Linked DNA regions of Homo sapiens: region 2 is linked to region 1. A link is a loop called in an ENCODE intact Hi-C map of the cell type or tissue named here. Cell type or tissue: gastrocnemius medialis. All regions are shown on one strand. Each heading gives the region's core, and the rest is flanking DNA. Links, peaks and the distances in the headings are about the cores only. Region 1 holds the start of LOC105372435 (a long non-coding RNA gene). Region 2 has its middle 27 kb from the start of CPT1C.

The links. A loop is a pair of places that touch in the nucleus more often than their neighbours do. Peaks named below come from ENCODE experiments on the same cell type or tissue, not always from the same donor. Only the 100,000 strongest peaks of a DNase experiment are listed, where the experiment ranks them.
Region 2: a loop joins it to region 1, with 4 times the contacts of the local background. A loop is called at or near these places in 11 of 110 quality-filtered maps.

The regions. Positions count from the first base shown.
Region 1 is chr19:49,807,102-49,811,357 of GRCh38, reverse strand. FUZ (fuzzy planar cell polarity protein) reads left to right here. Exons shown (of 11, transcript NM_025129.5): 6 at 1,783-1,980; 7 at 2,100-2,195; 8 at 2,535-2,641; 9 at 2,720-2,784; 10 at 2,870-2,944; 11 at 3,984-4,256. The coding sequence ends at 4,207. It overlaps LOC105372435 (a long non-coding RNA gene), which reads right to left and starts at 2,438. Exons shown (of 2, transcript NR_187900.1): 1 at 2,332-2,438; 2 at 1,532-2,045. It overlaps AP2A1 (adaptor related protein complex 2 subunit alpha 1), which reads right to left. Exons shown (of 23, transcript NM_130787.3): 23 at 4,244-4,256. RefSeq lists a silencer at 1,862-2,031 and an enhancer at 2,212-2,311. In gastrocnemius medialis, for the core only: a CTCF peak has its summit at 1,877 (motif pointing right); DNase peaks (open chromatin) are centred at 1,447, 1,947, 2,437, 3,954 and 2 weaker places; H3K4me3 peaks cover 1,446 bases; H3K27ac peaks cover 2,970 bases.
Region 2 is chr19:49,715,709-49,720,209 of GRCh38, reverse strand. It overlaps the pseudogene RPS9P4. Among named protein-coding and RNA genes, the nearest start is that of CPT1C, 27 kb to the right of the region's middle. RefSeq lists a cis regulatory region at 2,257-2,792. In gastrocnemius medialis, for the core only: a CTCF peak has its summit at 2,569 (motif pointing left); a DNase peak (open chromatin) is centred at 2,519; H3K4me3 peaks cover 1,200 bases; H3K27ac peaks cover 819 bases.

The DNA of each region.
Region 1 (4,256 bases), core at 1-4,000:
GGGGATGCTATGGAAACTCTTACACCTGTTCTGCTGGCCCTGGCTCAGTCCTCATCCTCTTTCTTCTGGACCATTGTCCCAACCTCCTCCTATCCTCTCAGCTTCCAGTCCTATCCCCACCTGGTCCCAGAAGAATCTTTTTTCTTTTTTTTTTTTCTTTTCTTTCTCTTTCTTTTCTTTTTTCTTTTCTTTCTCTCTTTTTATTTGAGACGTAGTTTCACTCTTGTTGCCCAGGCTGGAGTACAATGGCACCATCTCGGCTCACTGCAGCCTGCGCCTCCCGGGTTCAAGTAATTCTCCTGCCTCAGCTTCCCGAGCAGCTGGGATTACAGGCGCCCACCACTACGCCCGGCTAATTTTTTGTATTTTTAGTAGAGACAGGGTTTCACCATGTTGGCCAAGCTGGTCTCGAACTTCTTACCTCAGGTGATCCACCTGCCTTGGCCTCCCACAGTGCTGGGATGACAGGCGTGAGCCACTGCGCCTGGGCCATCTTTCTTTCTTTTCTGAGACAGGGTCTTGCTCTGTCATCCAGGCTAGAGCACAGTGGCTCAGTCATAGCTCACTGCAGCCTTGAACTCCTGGATTCAAGTGATCCTCTCATCTCAGCCTCCCCAGTAGCTGACACTATAGGCACTGTGCCACCACATTCAGCTATTTTTTTTTTTTTTTTTTTTTTGAGACAGAGTCTTACACTGTCACAGGGGCTGGAGTGCAATGGCGCAATCTTGGCTCACTGCAACCTCTGCCTCCTGGGTTCAAACGATTCCCCTGCCTCAACCTCCCGAGTAGCTAGGATTATAAGCGCTGGTCACCACGCCTGGCCCAGCTAATTTTTTGTATTTTTAGTAGAGACAGGGTTTCACTATGTTGGCCAGGCTGGTCTTGAACGCCTGACCTCGTGATCCACCCGCCTCAGCCTCCCAAAGTGCTGGGATTACAGGCATGAGCCACCGCGCCCGGCTGACATTCAGCTATTTTTTTTTTTAAGAGATGGACTAGGGTTGGGGATGGGTTTCCATTAAGTTGCCCGGGCTGGTCTCGAACTCCTGGGCTCAAGCAGTCCTCCCGCCTCAGCCTCCCATAGTGCTGGGATGACAGGTGTGAGCCATCACACCCGGCCACCAGAAGAACCCTACTATATCCAGAGCTGGCTCTGCCCCTTTCCTGCTCACAGCCCTCCGGCAGCCTCCACCTCCCCCAGGACAAGGTCCCAGCTCCTCAGCCTGGTGTTTGAAGGCCTGTGGCACCTGGCACCCCCTAACCTGTTGCTAAATCCACAGTCTACTTCCACCCAGCTACCTCACAGTCCTGAGATCCCAACAAGTTTCCAACCTCAGTGCATGTTCTTCCTCCTGCCTCTCAGATCTCTAGCTACCTCTACTTAAATACTGCTCTTGTGGACTTGCCTGGTGTGGCGGCCTCCCAGGCATGTGACTCTCAGCAGGTGACTTGGCTTCTCTACGTTGCTAATGGTGCCTACTCGGCATGTAACAGGCCTGGATGAACGGTAGCTGCTGCGGTTACATTATTAGCTTCAGTTTGCCCGCCCAGGCTAGATGTTTAATCAGATTTCACAGACTTCACAGTGTGAGTTGGGGATGTGACTTCGTATGAAAGTGAAGGAACTCAGGCTCAGAGAGGGTGAGACGTAGGAGCATGGCCACTGCGCGAGCTCGGGGCTGGCTGTGGGTTTCTCCCCATTCCCTGCCCATCTGGGAAGTCGCTGCCACCCCCTACGCTTGTCTGCTGACTCCCAGTCCTCCTGCCTCCCGTACCCAGGAAGCCCTCTCCGGGTTCGCTGAGGCCGCGGGCACGACCTTCGTCAGTCTGGTGGTGTCCGGCCGGGTGGTGGCAGCAACAGAGGGTTGGTGGCGGCTGGGGACGCCCGAGGCCGTGCTGCTCCCCTGGCTGGTGGGGTCCCTGCCGCCGCAGACCGCTCGCGACTACCCGGTGTACCTGCCGCACGGGAGCCCCACGGTGAGTGGGTGGCGGGCACCGACGGAGGGATGTGACCTGGGGGCCGAGTCGCGAGGAGGCGGGATCTGCGATGGAAAGGGGCCGGGCCGCGATGAGCCCCAGCCTGTGCCCTGCTTCAGGTCCCACACCGGCTCCTGACCCTGACTCTGCTGCCGAGCCTGGAGCTGTGTCTACTCTGCGGGCCGAGCCCACCCCTCAGCCAGTTGTATCCACAGGTGAACCCGCGCCACGTCCCGCTTTCGCTCTTAGGACACCCGCTACCAGGAGGGCCCTTCCCCACCACCCTGCCCTGCCAGCGGCATCTTTCCCCAGCCCCGCCTCTTCTGGACTGCGCTCCAGTCATTCACCTACCCGCCAAGATCGGCCGCTCCCGCCTCTGCCTCTATTCTTCCAGGCCTCGCCCCTTCCCCAGTCCCTTCTGCCCTCCGCCCTCCACTCTTCTTGCAGGCCCCGCCCCTCCCGATTGACCACGCCCCTATCCTTGTACACCCCCCGACCTCCCCCGCCGGCCCCGCCTTCCCATGACGACCTCACAATGACCACGCCCCCTGCAGCTTCTGGAGCGCTGGTGGCAGCCACTGCTGGACCCGTTGCGGGCCTGTCTGCCGTTGGGACCCCGGGCGCTGCCCAGTGGCTTCCCCCTTCACACAGACATCCTCGGGTAGGGCTCGGATGGAGGGAGTGGGTCGGGGGTCATGTCCTCTTCCCCAGCCATGACATTCCCTTCCCTTTCCCACAGGCTGCTGCTCCTCCACCTGGAACTGAAGCGCTGCCTCTTCACCGTGGAGCCCTTGGGGGATAAAGGTGACTGAGGACAGGGGCAGGGGCAGGGGTAGGAGGGGCGTGGGCCGGGGAGGCGCTCTGCATCACCGCCTTTTCCTCCCAGCAGAGCCTTCACCAGAACAGCGCCGGCGCCTCCTCCGAAACTTCTATACCCTGGTCACCTCCACGCACTTCCCACCAGGTCAGCGGAAGGCACAGTGCTCCCACTGCGCAGGCGGGGACACTGAGTCCCAGGTCGCACAAAATGGGAGTAGGAGGTGGGGTTGGAGGATCCGGAGGAACCCAGTATGCACTGGGCCATAGGGCAGTGGTTTTCCTTGAGATCTGAGCATTGATGCAGATGGGAAGGGAGGGGAAGGGAGGTCCCCGCCTGGCTTCAGAATCTCCTGGATCATAGTCAACAATAGTTAACACTGAGACCTCACCTCTTCCCAGTGCCTTTACACGTAATGAAAGAATGAAATCACTTCATCCTCACAGGTGAGGACTATCCCATTACCTCATCATTCCCATATTACAGATGAGGAAACTGAGGCTCAGCTCATGAGTGGCAGAGCCATATTTGAACACAGGGGATCTTGCTCCCATATCCACACAGTCCAGCGCTCTGCACAACTGCCAAAAGCACAGGCTTTGCTGATAGGCTGAGGGTATGGAGGAGGATTTCACAAGATTCTGGGTTAGAACGGAAAAATTGTCGTAGAACCCTTAAGGGCCCAGAAAGACAAAGAAAGGGACCTGGGATGGCGCTGTGACCCCAGTGAAGCCCGGATGAATGCAGCACAGTGGTCAAGAGCTCCAACTCGGGGGCTGCACCCCTTCTTAGCTGTGCGACTCCACCTCCCACTGGCCCCTGCCTGTTTCCCTCCACCCGCCTTGTACAGTGGGGCGGGTGGGCTCCTGGAAAAGGCTACAGGAGCTCCTGTGTTGCTGCCGTGTTCGCCATGTGTATTGCTAAGAGGATCACCTGCAGCTGCACAGTTTCTCCAGGAAAATGGGGGCCAAGGCTGAGAAAGAGGAAGAGGGTGAGCTGAGTGACATCATTGTGGTCTTCAAGTTGCTGACAGCCAGCTAGAGCCCCGAGGCCCTCCCCTGGCAGGAGGCTCCCAAAACCTGTGTTCAGAGACCCCACGCGTTCAGAACTTGGGATCAGGATGTGGTGTGGCTTGCAAAGGTTAGCATGCTACTTGTCATGTCAGTGCCCCCTGTTCTTTCTCCAGAGCCAGGGCCACCAGAGAAGACAGAAGATGAGGTCTACCAGGCCCAGCTGCCCAGAGCTTGCTACCTGGTGTTGGGGACTGAGGAACCAGGCACAGGAGTGCGTCTGGTGGCCTTGCAGCTGGGGCTTCGGCGGCTGCTGCTGCTGCTGTCTCCCCAGAGTCCCACCCATGGGCTGCGAAGCCTGGCCACCCACACTCTGCATGCCCTCACCCCACTTCTTTGACTACCTAGCAGTGGGTGATGGACACAGACATGGGGCTGTTAGCGTCTCT
Region 2 (4,501 bases), core at 263-4,262, 91 kb after region 1:
CAAAAAAAAAAAAAAAGAAAAAAGAAAAAAAAAAAAAAAAGAAAAGGAAAAAAGAAAAGAAAAAGAAAGGAGCTCTTTCTCAGTGAACGGGTCCTGCACTCAGGCGCAGACGGGGAAGCGGAGCCAACATGCCAGTGGCCCGGAGCTGGGTTTGTCACAAAACTTATGTGACCCCGCGGAGACCCTTCGAGAAATCTCGTCTCGACCAAGAGCTGAAGCTGATCGGCGAGTATGGGTTCCGGAACAAACGTGAGGTCTAGAGGGTCAAATTTACCTTGGCCAACATCCGCAAGGCCGCCCGGGAACTGCTGACGCTTGATGAGAAGGACCCACGGCGTCTGTTTGAAGGCAACGTCCTGCTGCGGCGGCTGCTCCGCATTGGGGTGCTGGATGAGGGCAAGACGAAGCTGGATTACATCCTGGGCCTGAAGATAGAGGATTTCTTAGAGAGACGCCTACAGACCCAGGTCTTCAAGCTGGGCTTGGCCAAGTCCATCCACCACGCTGGCGTACTGATCCGCCAGCGCCGTGTCAGGGTCCGCAATCAGGTGGCGAACATCCCGTCCTTCATTGTCCGCCTGGATTCCCAGAAGCGCATCGACTTGTCTCTGCGCTCTCCCTATGGGGTGGCCGCCCCGGCCGCGTGAAGAGGAAGAACGCCAAGAAGGGCCAGGGTGAGGGTGGGGCTGGAGACGACGAGGAGGAGGATTAAGTCCACCTGTCCCTCCTGGGCTGCTGGATTGTCTCGTTTTCCTGCCAAATAAACAGGATCAGCACTTTACAATTGGAAAAAAAAAGAAAGAAAGGAAAGTAAGAGTAGCAACCTCATAGGCAGAGTAGCTCTGAGGATCGTTGGTTGGTTATTTTAATGGTTAGTTGTTGAATATATGCTAAATAAAAGGTGAATTACACATGGGTTTTCTAGATAAGAGGCAGGGAGTTCCCAGAACCTGGGCTTTCACCCCGTCCAGACCACACAGGGTAACTTTTCAGCATGGCCATGGCATTTGTAAACTGTCATGGTGCTGGTGGCAGTGTTTTTAGCATGTTAATGCATTACAATTAGCATATAATGAGCAGTGAAAGTAACCAGACGTCACTTCCTTTTTAGTTGTTGTTGTTTTTTGAGATGGAGTTTGGCTCTTGTTGCCCAGGCTGGAGTGCAATGGCGCGATCTTGGCTCACCACAACCTCTGCCTCCCGGGTTCAAGAAATTCTCCTGCCTCAGCCTCCCAGGTAGCTGGGATTACAGGCAGGCACCACCACGCCGGGCTAATTTTGTATTTTGAGTAGAGACAGGGTTTCTCCGTGTTGGTCAGGCTGGTCTCGAACTCCTGACCTCAGGTAATTCACCCGCCTCGGCCTCCCTAGGTGCAGGGATTACAGGCATGAGGCACCGGGCCCGGCCCCAGAGGTCCCTTTCATTGTCCTCTTGGTTCTAGCTGGTTTTAGCCAGTTTCTTTTGCTGTTTTCTGTCTTATGAGTGAGGTCTTGTGTCCTGTTGTCTTGGAAACCAGTCTTGCCAAATTCCTATCTCACTAGGGTATGAAAAACAAAGACAAAGGTTAGAGTTATTAAAAACTATACATTTGGATCAGGAGCCAGTGGACATAAAACTGAGCCTCTGGGCTGGGCCCAGTGGCTCACGCCTGTAATTCCAGCACTTTGGGAGGCCAAGGCGGGTGGATCACCTGAGGTTGGGAGTTCAAGACCAGCATGGCCAACACGGGGAAAACCTGTCTCTACTAAAAATACAAAAATTAGCTGGGCGTGGTTACGCACGTCTGCAATCCATTACTCGGGAGGCTGAGGCAAGAGAATCACTTGAACCCGCGAGATGGAGTTTGCAGTGAGCCAAGATCACGCCATTGCACTCCAGCCTGGGCTACAGAGTGAGACTCTGTCTCAAAAAAAAAAAAAAACTGAGGCTCTGAAGAGGAGGCACTGCTCAGATGGTGCTGGTGTTTCTGAGCTCAGAGGAGGATCACTAGAGACTGGAATTTTCTTTCTTTTTTTTTTTTTTTTGAGACGGAGTCTCGCTCTGTCACCCAGTCTAGAGTGCAGTGGCGTGATCTTGGCTCATTACAAGCTCAGCCTCCCGGGTTCATGCCATTGCCCTGCCTCAGCCTCCCGAGTAGCTGGGACTACAGGTGCCCGCCACTATGCCCGGCTTATTTTTTGTATTTTTAGTAGGGACAGGATTTCACCGTGTTAGCCAGGATGGCCTCGATCTTCTGACCTCGTGATTGACCCGCCTCAGCCTCCCAAAGAGCTGGAATTACAGGCGTGAGCTACCGCACCCGGCCCGAGACTGGAATTTTCTCAGGCAGGGGTGCTGGTCTGGCATCCCCAAATGGTCTGGCATCTCTGAGGATGTGCAAGTTTGGAAAAACTGCAAATTGGATTTAGCTGCTGCTACAGGAAAGAACTGCCTTGGACAGGGTGAAGAAGCTTTGCTGACGCAGATGAGAACAGGAAACCAACGGGAAGTAAGCAGAGAGCAAACAGGAAGGAGCAAGAACCCTTTTCCTCCTTCAGGCTCTACGGTCAGTCTGGCACCCCCTATTGGCAGAGGCTAACACACCACTTGGCAAAGTGAAAGTGGGGTTTTCAGAGTCCCATTCCCAGTTACCCAAAGCCCAGTGCTGGGAAATAGATTTGAAGCCAAGAGATAATAGCTTAAGAAGTGGTACACATAATAATAGTATGTGCCAAGGACCAGCAATTATGATTAATCCAATTCTGTACCCCTGAGGACCAAATATATTTTTGAAAGACTACTTGCAAAAAAAAAAAGTCGTGGCCGGGCGCGGTGGCTCACGCCTGTAATCCCAGCACTTTAGGAGGCTGAGGCGGGTGGATCACGAGGTCAGGAGATCGAGACCATCCTGGCTAACATGGTGAAACCCCGTCTCTACTAAAAATACAAAAAAATTAGCCGGGTGTAGTGGCGGGCGCCTGTAGTCCCAGCTACTCGGGAGGCTGAGGCAGGAGAATGGCGTGAACCCGGGAGGCGGAGCTTGCAGTGAGCCGAGATTGCGCCAGGCAGTATTCCAACCAAAAATAAATTTCTTGGTCAGGTGCAGTGGCTCACGCCTGTAATCCCAGCTACTCGGGAGACTGAGGCACAAGAATCATTTGGGCCTGGGAAGAGGAGGTTGCAGTGAGCCGAGATTGCACCACTGCACTCCAGCCTGGGTGACAGAGTGAAACTCGGTCTCAAACAGGCGGGGCACGGTGGCTCAAGCCTGTAATCCCAGCACTTTGGGAGGCCGAGGCGGGCAGATCACATGAGGTCAGGAGTTCTAGACCAGCCCGACCAACATGGAGAAACCCCGTCTCTACTAAAAATACAAAATTAACCGGGCATGGTGGTGCCTGCCTGTAATCCTAGCTAACTTGAGAGGCTGAGGCAGGAAAATCTCTTGAACCGGGGTAGGTGGAGCTTGTGGTGAGCCGAGACTGTGCAATTGCACTCCAGCCTGGGCAACGAGAACAAAACTCCGTCTCAAAAAAATAAATAAAAATAAAAGCAAATTTCAAAAAAGAATATGAGGGTTGAGGCTGAGGTGTTTGCAGTTTGTATTCTTTATTCCTGTGTAAAAAAAAAAGTTACCCCAAAGTATAGCAACTTGAATTAACAAACATTTATTATCTCACATAGTTGTTAAAAGTCAGGAAATCAAAAGTAGCTTAGCTAAGGTGGTTCTGGCTCCGTGTCCCTCATGAAGTTGTGGTTAAGCTGTCAGCCGGGTGACAGTCATCTGAAGGCTTGACTGGGACTGGAGGATCTGCTTCCAAGATGGCTCACTCATGTGTGCCTCACTGGCTGTTGGCAGGAGGTCTCAGTTCTTTACCACGTGGGCCTCTTCATGGGCAGCTTGAGTGTCCTCATGACATGGTGGCTGGCTTCCCCCAGAGCAAGTGATTGAGAAACAGAGCAAGAAGGAAGCCACAATGTCTTGTGTTGTTTTGTTTTGTTTTTTGTTTTGTTTTGAGACACAGCCTTGTTCTGTTGCCAGGCTGGAATGCACTGGTGCAATCTCAGCTCACTGCAACCTCCGCATCCCGGGTTCAAGCGATTCTCCTGCCTCAGCCTCCTGAGTAGCTGGGACTACAGGCACATGCCACCACACCCAGCTAATTTTTGCATTTTTAGTAGATACAGGGTTTCACCATGTTGGTCAGGATGGTCTCGATCTCTTGACTTCGTGATCAGCTCGCCTCAGCCTCCTAAAGTGCTGGGATTACAGGTGTGAGCCACCATGCCCGGCCAAAAGAAAGCCACAATGTCTTTTGTGACCTAATCACTATTTTTTTTTTTTTTTTGAGACGGGGTTTCACTCTTGTTGCCCAGGCTGGAGTGCAATGGCGCGATCCCGGCTCACCACAACCTCTGCCTCCCGGGTTCAAGCAGTTCTCCTGCCTCAGCCTCCTGAGTAGCTGGGATTACAGGCATGCACCACCATGCCCAGCTAATTTTGTATTTTTAGTAGAGATG